3 separate regions of the Homo sapiens genome follow, and all the other regions are linked to region 1. The links are chromatin contacts, found by Hi-C or POLR2A ChIA-PET in ENCODE. All regions are on one chromosome and are shown on one strand. The core of a region is the stretch at or near the end of the contact, and the rest is flanking DNA. Distances in the headings are between cores, read along the strand shown.

The links. A loop is a pair of places that touch in the nucleus more often than their neighbours do. ChIA-PET counts read pairs that join two places held with the same protein, here RNA polymerase II (POLR2A). Pooled maps may share reads with other maps.
Region 2: a pooled map shows a loop between it and region 1 (4-fold over the local background). The contact joins two enhancer-like sites. A Hi-C loop is called at or near these places in 2 of 50 pooled maps. POLR2A ChIA-PET finds 5 or more read pairs at or near these places in 2 of 52 experiments (GM12878 and T-cell).
Region 3: a pooled map shows a loop between it and region 1 (3-fold over the local background). The contact joins the promoter of TAB1 here to the enhancer-like site in region 1. A Hi-C loop is called at or near these places in 1 of 50 pooled maps. POLR2A ChIA-PET finds 5 or more read pairs at or near these places in 3 of 52 experiments (A673, activated B cell and naive thymus-derived CD8-positive, alpha-beta T cell).

What each region holds. Positions count from the first base shown.
Region 1 is chr22:39,113,576-39,116,688 of GRCh38, reverse strand. No RefSeq gene overlaps it. Among named protein-coding and RNA genes, the nearest start is that of APOBEC3H, 18 kb to the right of the region's middle. RefSeq lists an enhancer at 1,747-2,721. Within about 2 kb of position 1,493, at least 5 of the 41 ENCODE cell types and tissues checked have a DNase peak (open chromatin) inside an H3K27ac peak, as active enhancers do; they include GM12878, where a contact is called at or near this core.
Region 2 is chr22:39,462,724-39,465,836 of GRCh38, reverse strand. The region is part of intron 1 of MGAT3 (beta-1,4-mannosyl-glycoprotein 4-beta-N-acetylglucosaminyltransferase); the gene reads right to left. Among named protein-coding and RNA genes, the nearest start is that of MGAT3, 7.3 kb to the right of the region's middle. Within about 2 kb of position 1,681, at least 12 of the 41 ENCODE cell types and tissues checked have a DNase peak (open chromatin) inside an H3K27ac peak, as active enhancers do; they include GM12878, where a contact is called at or near this core.
Region 3 is chr22:39,398,302-39,401,414 of GRCh38, reverse strand. It overlaps TAB1 (TGF-beta activated kinase 1 (MAP3K7) binding protein 1), which reads right to left and starts at 1,635. Exons shown (of 11, transcript NM_006116.3): 1 at 1,580-1,635. The coding sequence starts at 1,612. RefSeq lists a silencer at 1,277-1,416 and an enhancer at 1,577-1,696.

The DNA.
Region 1 (3,113 bases), core at 244-2,743:
TGACAGTCGGTTTAGTTTGTCTAAAGACCTGGGATCAACAGAAAGAAAATGTTGAGGTTAAGATAAAAGATTGTGGCTGGGCACAGTGGCTCACACCTGTAATCCTAGCACTTTGGGAGGCCGAGGCGGATGGATCACCTGAGGTCAGGAGTTTGAGACCAGCCTGACCAATACAGCGAAACCCCATCTCTACTAAAAATATAAAAATCAGCCAGGCATGGTGGCACGCCTGTAATCCCAGCCACTCGGGAGGCTGAGGCAGGAGAATCTCTCAAACCCAGGAGGCGGGAGGTTGCAGTGAGCAGAGGTCCACTGCACTCTAGCCTGGGTGACAAAACTAGACTGTGTCTCAAAAATAAATAAAATAAAATAAAATAAAAGACTGTGAAGACCAAGTCTCTTTTGAAGTCTCATAGTGGCTGCCCTTAGAGACAAGAGATGACAAATGTTTCCTATCAGACCTTTAAAAGGTGCTAGACTGTCACCACCGGTAACACTCCAGTCTGGATGACAGCAAGTCTCCTTCTAGAAAAAACCAAAAACCAAAAAACAAAAAACCACCTCTGATCCCCAAGTTTTCCGTGAGACTGATTTGAGTAATAATAAAATTCCAGTCTCCTGCACAGCCTGCTCTGCGTGAATTACTCTTTCTCTATTGCAATTGCTGTGTCTTGATATAAATCAGCTCTGTCTAGGCAGTGGGCAAGGTGAACCCCTTCAGCGATCATATTGGAAAGTAAGTCATGAAACAGAGGGTTAAATAAAACTCATCTGATGAGAATTTATGGTTTATAGGGCATGACTCCCCAGACCCCTTAGATAGGAATTTGGGCAAGATTAAAAAAAAAAAAAAAGCAGAGCTTAGTCCTCATATCTACCTATCTATCTATCCATCCATCCATTCATCTATCCATCCATCTATCCATCATCATCTATCTGCTTCTGAGACCTGAAAGGCTAGTAAAGGTAATCAAAATATCCTTCTCTGATATATTTTGAGATGGCTGCTCCTGCAAACAGAAGCAGCCCTGCAAAGCGGTCTTCTATTATTATTATTATTTTGAGACTGAGTTTCATTCTGTCCTCCAGGCTGGAATGCAGTGGCATGATATCTGCTCACTGCAACCTCCGCCTTCTGGATTCGAGCGATTCTCCTGCCTCAGCCTCATGAGTAGCTGGGATTACAGGCACACACCACCACACCCAGCTAATTTTTTTTTTTTCTATTTTTGGTAGAGATGGAGTTTCCCCGTGTTGACCAGGCTGGTCTTGAACTCCTAACCCCAGGTGATCCGCCCACCTCGGCCTCTCAAAGTGCTGGGATTACAGATAGGCTTGAGCCACCGCGCCCGGCAAAAGCGGTCTTTTGTGGGGGAGATTTGCATCTGTAGAAAATCTGCATTGCTGCAGCCTGGTTTTCTCCCAGGCCCTCCCTTGTCCAGATCTAGGAAAGAGGAACTGAGATTCTGACACCCTAAAACTCTGAAAGAAACATTTACCATCTTTTTCCTCCGAGGACTGCTATCTGTGAGGTTTCATCTACATAACAAGACCACCTTTGCCAGCCAGGCCTCCTCTTCTCCCTTTCCCATAGCCTGTTTTGCCAGGATCCAAGCCCCAAATCTTTCTGTAACCTCAAGATGGTATATGAACTGCTACAGCTCTTTGTGGGGTTGGAGTGCTCCCTCTGTCATTCTCTCTCATGGACATGTTAATAAATTAGTATGCCTTTTCTCCTATTCATCTACTTTGTGTGGGCTAAGCTCTGATCTTTTCAGCTTGTGCAAATTCCTATCTAAGGGGTCTGAAGAGTCATGCCCTACTGTTATACCCGAGCGAGTTAGAGAAAACGCCACACTTTGAGACGAATTAAGAGTCCTTTATTTAAGCCGGTGGCCAAAGAGACAGCTAACGCTCAAAATTCTCTCGGCCCCGAGGAAGGGGCTTGATTTACTTTTATAGCTTGGTTTAGGAAGGGGAGGGGAGCTCAAATGCAATAATTCTACAGAAGTAAAAACACGCAAGAATCAAAAAACAAATGGTTACAGAGAAATAAACAATTTAAAAGACAAATGGTTACAAAAAAAGCAACGGAACCAGGTGCGGGGCTCTAAATCCTTCATAAGAGTTAGATATGGATGCTATGCCGGACACAGACTCAAGGCTTTATGTTGTTATCTTTTTGAGCAAAATCCTGGGAACTTCATACATTGTTTGTTCTAGTACCTTATCAGTTCATTGAGCTCCTTTGAAATGCTGAGGATCAGCTTACACAGGTTAACTCCTTGACGAAGGGGGTCGGGTAAGGAGCCCTTAACGTCTTGTAAATCAAGGGGCCAGATGGAGTTCGTCGGCTTTCCCCGCTAAGGGAGAGTCTATTCATATGGGAAACAAGGCTAGGTAATTAAGGAGACAAAAAGGGAACATTTAAAAATAGGGTTAGTAAAAACAAGGTTAAAATAAGGTTAGTAAAAAACAAAGTTAGGCATTACACTACAAACCATAAATTCTGGGAAGTGCTGGGAATATAGGTGTGAGCCACTACATCTGGCTTCTTAACCATTTTTAAGTGTACAGTTCAGTGGGTTTTTTTTTTTTTTTTTTGAAGATAGGGTCTCACTGTGTCATGCAGTGGTGCGATCTCGGCTCAATGCAACCTCCACCTCCTAGGTCCACCAATCCTTCCACTTCAGCTTCCCATGTAGCTCAGATGACAGGCATGCGCCACCATGCCCGGCTTTTTTTTTTTTTTTTTTTCTATTTTTGGTAGAGACAAGTTTCACCATGTTGCCCAGGCTTGTCTTGAACTCCTGAGCTCAAGCGATTCGCCCTCCTCAGGGAGGCTGGGATTACAGGCATGAGCCACCTCATCTGGCCCAGTGTTGTTAACTATACTTACATTGTTTGGTGACAGATCTCTGGAGCTTTTTCATCTTGCAAAACTGAAACTCTATACTCATTGAATGACAACTCTCAGTTTCCCCCTCCCCTAGCCCCAGATAGCCCTTGTTCTACATTCTGTTTCCTTGAGTTTGACTGTTGTAGATATCTCAAGGAGGTGGGATCATGCAGTATTAGTCTTTTTGTGACTGGCTTATTTCACCTGCTATAGT
Region 2 (3,113 bases), core at 432-2,931, 350 kb before region 1:
CCTCAGCCTCCCGAGTAGCTGAGATTACAGGCACCCGCCACCATGCCCGGCTAATTTTTGTATTTTTAGTAGAGACGGGGCTTCACCATGTTAACCAGGCTGGTCTTGAACACCTGACCTCTGGTGATCCACCCCCCTCGGCCTCCCAAAGTGCTGGAGTTTTTTTGCATGATTTCATTTTCATATCTCAGGAACCATGGGCCACGGTGCCAAAATAAACCTCATTTCACTATATGGAAATTGAGTGCTAAGCAGGGGAAGTGGTTCGATCGTGTCTAGTGTCTGCAGTAGAGCCTGCCTGACGGGTGAGGGACCTGATGAGTTTGTGCAGCGTTCTACAATTAACAAAGCGTCTTACACACATGGTTTCACTGAATGCCCACAGTGAGTTGGAGGGTATGGCTCTGTTTTTCACTTGTGCCCATATCCCAAGGGAAAACCTTCCAAGGGGTGTAGCTGAGCCCAGGGTATCAGCCCAGAGAGGCCACGTGGCCAGCTGAACCCACCCATTTTTGCAGAGGGAACCTTAACGTCTGGGGCCCTGGGAAACTTACCCAGAGTGCCTCAGAGAGCTGAGGATCCCCTGTGTGGTGTGAAGGAGGAGACACCAGGCCCGTGTGGGACTGCACCCCTCCCTCTTCCCCTGCCCCCAGTTCAGAGCATTTCTCAGCAGGAACCAGGTCAGAGGCCAGCGTAGATGAGCAGGAGCTGGGGAGAGCAAAGTGCTCCGGGCTCAGGACTGAGCTCTGGTCCTGGAGTGGAGAAAGATAAAGCCTGACAGAGGCCGGGCGTGGTGGCTCATGGCTGTAATCCCAGCACTTTGGGAGGCCGAGGCAGGCAGATCACGAGGTCAGGAGATCGAGACCATGCTGGCTAACATGGTGAAACCCCGTCTCTACTAAAAATACGAAAAAAAAAATTAGCCAGGTGTGGTGGCAGGCGCCTGTAGTCCCAGCTACTTGGGAGGCTGAGGTAGGAGAATGGCGTGAACCTGGGAGGCAGAGCTTACAGTGAGCCGAGATCATGCCACTGCACTCCAGCCTGGGCAACAGAGCAAGACTCTGTCTCAAAAAGAAAAAAAAATAAATATGTATCAGGCCAGGCTCAGAGGCTCACACCTGTAATCTCAGCACTTTGGGAGGCGGAGGCAGGTGGATCACTTGAGGTCAGGAGTTGGAGACCAGCCTGGCCAACATGATGAAACCCCGTCTCTACTAAAAATACAAAAATTAGCTGGGTGTGGTGGTGGGCGTCTATAATCCCAGCTACCTGGGAAGGCTGAGGCAGGAGAATCGTTTGAACCCAGGAGGCAGAGGTTGCAGTGAGCTGAGATCGCGCCACTGCACTCCAGCCTGGGTGACACAGTGAAACTCCGTCTCAAAAAAAAAAAAGACAAGAAATATGCATCAAATGCCTTCTACGTGCCAGGCACAGAGCCAGGCCCTAGTGCATGCCCGGTGCCAGCCCGGGGGCCCAACCCATCCCCAGTCACCTGCAGCTCTCCCTGTGCCCCTCTCCTGTGGCAGCCACCATCACTCACCCACCACAATTTGCCACAACCATGTGCCAGGCCCCAGGTAGCAAGATGAGGACTCACCACGAGAGATTTGCCCAGTGCATTAGGCAAGCTCTGGGCATCATGCCCTGCCTGGGACTTGCTTCCAGGAAGAGGCAGAGGCAGCAAGTGCTAGGATGACAGCATGGCGGGGGCGGTGGGGCAGGGGTGAGCGCGGTGTATGAAGAGCTGGTGGGGCCCAGGCTACGAACACAGGCGGGGGCTCGGTCACAGGATCTGGGTTACAAGGGTTGGGGATTGGGAAATCTAGTAGCCACTACAGATGCCAGGGAGCTGTGAACTGGCTCTTGGAATGCACAGGCCTCTGTATCCTCAGGGCAGCATTTTTTATTTTTTTTTAATTTTTGAGATATGGTCTTGCTCTGTCGCTCAGGCTGGAGAGTGGTGGTGCGATCTCAGCTCACTGCAGCCTTGACCTCCTGGGCTCAAGTGATCTTCCCCCTCAACCTTCCAAGTAGATGAGGCTATAGGCGTTTGCCACCATACCTGCCTAATTTTTTTTTTAATTTTTTGTAGAGACAGGGTCCCACTATGTTGCCCAGGCTGGTCTCGGACTCCTGGACTCAATGAATCCTCCTGCCTCAGCCTCCCAAAGTACTAGGATTACTTTGGGAGTCCAAGTCAGTATTTTTTAAACTGTGGGCTTCCAGCCCTCCCGTTGTGAGATGCTCACTCAGCAGGGCTGGCTAGGGTCTGGCAAACAGGTACTTTACGCAGGCCGCCCAGGTGACATTGAGCAGGCGTTCCAGAGACAGGGCCCAGGACAGTGGCAGAAGGAGGGCCTTGAAGGGGAAGCCTGGAGGCCAAGAGGCTAAGTGATGGCTGTCTCAGGGCTCCAAGCCTCAGGGAACAGGCCCTGCTGGGAGCCCACGGGAGAGAAGGAACAGGTCTGGGTGACCGAGGGAGGCTGCTCTCTGAGGGTCCTATAGGCTGGACACAATCCCAGCCCTGCCACTTCCCAGCTGTGGACCCCCAACTCTGGGTACCCTCAAAGTGCCAAACAGGGATGATAATAGTGCTTGCCTCTCAGCAAGTTAGAGACATCTCTGGGAGAATGCATAGAAAGTGGTTGGTTGGCCCTGGGCCCAGCACATAGGAAGTGCTTGATAAAGAGCAGCAAATTATGATGACCCGGAGGCCAAGGTGGGGAGGACAACCATGGGAGCCATCCACCACCAGGCCTGCCAGCCAGAGTCCCAGAACCCACTCGGGCCGGCCTCCCTCACTTAGAACCCTGTCTCTGGGCTGTTCCTTCTGGGAAGTTCCTGGCCTGCCCAGAGAGGGCAGCCGGAGAGCAGGCTCTGAGGTCCTGGCACGTGCACAGGTCTGTCTCCCTGGCCTGGCCCTCACCCACCCCTCTCAAGGGATTCCCACTTCGGTAAGAACCAAAGTTTTGAGCCAAATAAGTTCATAAACAATACGGTAATTAGGTGTGTGAATGATTTCCATTGTTTCAATTTTATTTTTATAGAAAAGATGAAAATAAGTGAGCCAAAAGGGGGAATTCCACTTCAGGCAGCCCAAGGAGAAGTACGTG
Region 3 (3,113 bases), core at 386-2,885, 280 kb before region 1:
CAAAGCAGAGGGCCAGCCGTCTAAAATCAATGCCAACTCGGTAACAAGACAGACGTGCCCAGCAGTAATAAAATAAAGGAGTAGTAAAGGTGTGGAGGGGAAGACAGCAATCCCCACTGGGGAGGCCTGGGAACTGTGCTCCTGGGAGAATAATTTCAAGGCTCTGGTTCCAGGTTATCCCTGAGCCAATGTCTACTCACCTCTGTGACGCCAAGGGCGAGCACTGGACCTGGCTACAAACCTTTACTCATCCTTTCACAAATGTATTTATTGAGTGCCCAGCACATGGTGATAGATAATAGAGACACAGCGGTAAACAAGAGATCACAGGTCCCTGTCCTCAAGGAGTTTACTTTCGTTTTTTTTTTTTTTTTTTTTTTGAGACACAGTCTCGCTCTGTCGCTCCAGGCTGGAGTGCAGTGGCCCGATCTTGGCTCGCTGCAAGCTCCGCCTCCTGTGTTCAAGCTAATTCTCCTGCCTCAGCCTCCCGAATAGTTGGGACTACAGGCGCCCCCACCACGCTCGGCTAATTTTTGTATTTTTAGTAAAGACGGGGTTTCACCATGTTGGCCAGGATGGTCTTGATCTCCTGACCTCGTGATCCACCCGCCTCAGCCTCCCATAGTTCTGGGATTACAGGCATGAGCCACCGCGCCCGGCGGAGTTTACTTTCTAGTACAGGAGGCAGACAAGTCCATAGACAATTCTAACAGTGCCATGCATAGGAAGGACCCAGGAGGCCAGCACCCTACCCTGGTAGGTCAGAGTAGTCCATGGTGCCAACATGTGTGTGCATCTATGTGCACATACGCGTCAGAGGACGCAGGGCCTGGAAGACAGCGCCAAACCCATGAGGGTCCAGACCGGGGGTAGGGATGAGTCTGAAGACAATTCTTCCACTCAGCGCTCTCGCCTTAGGAGAAGGAAACTGAGGCTGAGGGAGACACAGTCAGAGCCAGGACCAGAACCCAGTGACAGCTACCACTGGTCATTCCTTTAGTACAGCCCAGGGGTTAAGGGGGTTTCTGGAATCACACTGCCTGATTTTAATCCTGCCTCAATACGTACCATTTGTGTGGCCTTAGGCAAACGACCACCTCAGTGTCTCAGTCTGTCAAATAGGAATAACAGTAGCACCTATCTCAGGGGGCTGCTACGAAAATGAAACTGACAAATGTAAAGCAATTAACACAACGCCGGGGATGCAGTAAGCGGTACACTGTGGATGCTGCTGTTATTATCATTGCACGTCTGCTCGGTGTCGCAGTGGGCTCGAGACTCGGATAGCTCTGCTGCCGCCCGCCGTGTTCCCTTCTGGCTCCAGGACGCTCCCGCCCTCGACGCCCGGCAGCAGCAGCCCACAGCCCCGGCGCCCTTGACCCGGGGGCCGGGCCCGCCGCGCACACACGCCCTGGCCTCGGGAACGAGGGGGCCAGCCCGAGGAGAGGAGAAGGTGGCTGACACACCCCACCACGGAGAGGGTGGCTGTCCAAACTCGGAGAAGGAGCCGTTCCTGCACCCGACAGCACCCCCGCCCAGGCTCCCAACCCCAAGCCCAGAGAGCGGGCCTGTTCCTCACACTCTGCAGCAAGCTCCTCCTCTGCGCCGCCATCTTGGAGGAACCCCTGCGGGAGCGCCCGCCTCCCCGCAGAGCAGCGAGTGGGGCGGCTAGAGCGGCCCGAAGGAGGCGAGGATGACCGCGCTGCCGGGGAGCATGCGCCCAGCGCCACCCCACGCCCGAAGAGGGATGGGGGTCGTAGCGGACCGTGTGCGCAGGCGCGCTCTTGCACGTTTTGTTGTTGTTGTTGTTGTTGTTGTTTTGTTTTGTCTTTTCCTCGGGGCCGATTGCTCCTCGCCCATCTTTATTATTTTTTGAGATAGGGTCTCACTCTGTCACCCAGGCTGGAGTGCAGTGGCGCGATCACAGCTCCCTGCAACCTCTGCCTTCCGGCCTCAAGCGATTCTCCTTCCTCAGCTTCCCGAGTAGCTGGGATTACAGGTGCCCGCCTCTCCTGCCCCAGCCTCCGGAGTAGCCGGGACTACAGGCATGAGCCACCACGCCCGGCTAATTTTTGTATTTTTAGTAGAAACGGGGTTTCGCCATGTTGGCCAGGCTGGTCTTGAACTCCTGAGGGTTCTTTGTGAACACAGTTGGTAAGGGGAGGACAATTCATTCACTCAGCAAATGCTACCTAGGTGACCCTGCTTGGCTCTATAGTGGGTTCTGCAGCGAGCAGGACAGGCCTTCAAAAAGCTAACATTTTATTTTATTTTATTTCATTTCATTTTATTATTATTTTATGTTATGTTATGTTATGTTATTTTTGAGACGGAGGCTTGCTCTGTCGCCCAGGCTGGAATGCAGTGGCGTGATCTGGACTCACTGCAACCTCTGCCTCCCGGGTTGAAGCGATTCTCCTGCCTCAGCCTCCCGAGTAGCTGGGGTTACAGGCGCCCGCCACCACGCCCAGCTAATCTTTTACATTTTTTGTAGAGACGGAGTACCGCTATGTTGGCCAGGCTGGTCTCAAACTCCTGGCCTAAAACGATTCTTCTGCCTGGGCCTCCCAAAGTGCTGGGATTACAAGTGTGAGCCACCCCGCCCAACCTAAAATGTTAACATTTTAATTGGAGAGGACAACATTTATGTATATAAGACATTCTGCCGGGGGCAGGCGCGGTGGCTCATGCCTGTAATCCCAGCACTTTGGGAGGCCGAGGCCGGTGGATCACCTGAGGTCAGGAGTTCGAGATCAGTCCAGCCAACATGGTGAAACCCCATCTCTACTAAAACTACAAAAAATTAGCCAGGCATGGTGGTGCACGCCTGTAATCCCAGCTACTTGGGAGGCTGAAGCAGGAGAATCACGAACCTGGGAGGTGGAGGTTGCAGTGAGTGAGCTGAGATCACTCCACTGCACTCCAACCTGGGCAACAGAGTGAGACTCTGTCTTAAAAAAAAAAAAAAAAAAAGCACACTTGTCACGGGAGCCCACTGTGGCTTGCACAGAGTTGGAGGAGAGAGATGAAGGGGTTGTAGGGACAGGCTCTGACCAAGTGGGCCCCAGGCAGGAGTTTATTCATCTGGAGGACAGAGGGAAGTTGTTGCCTTC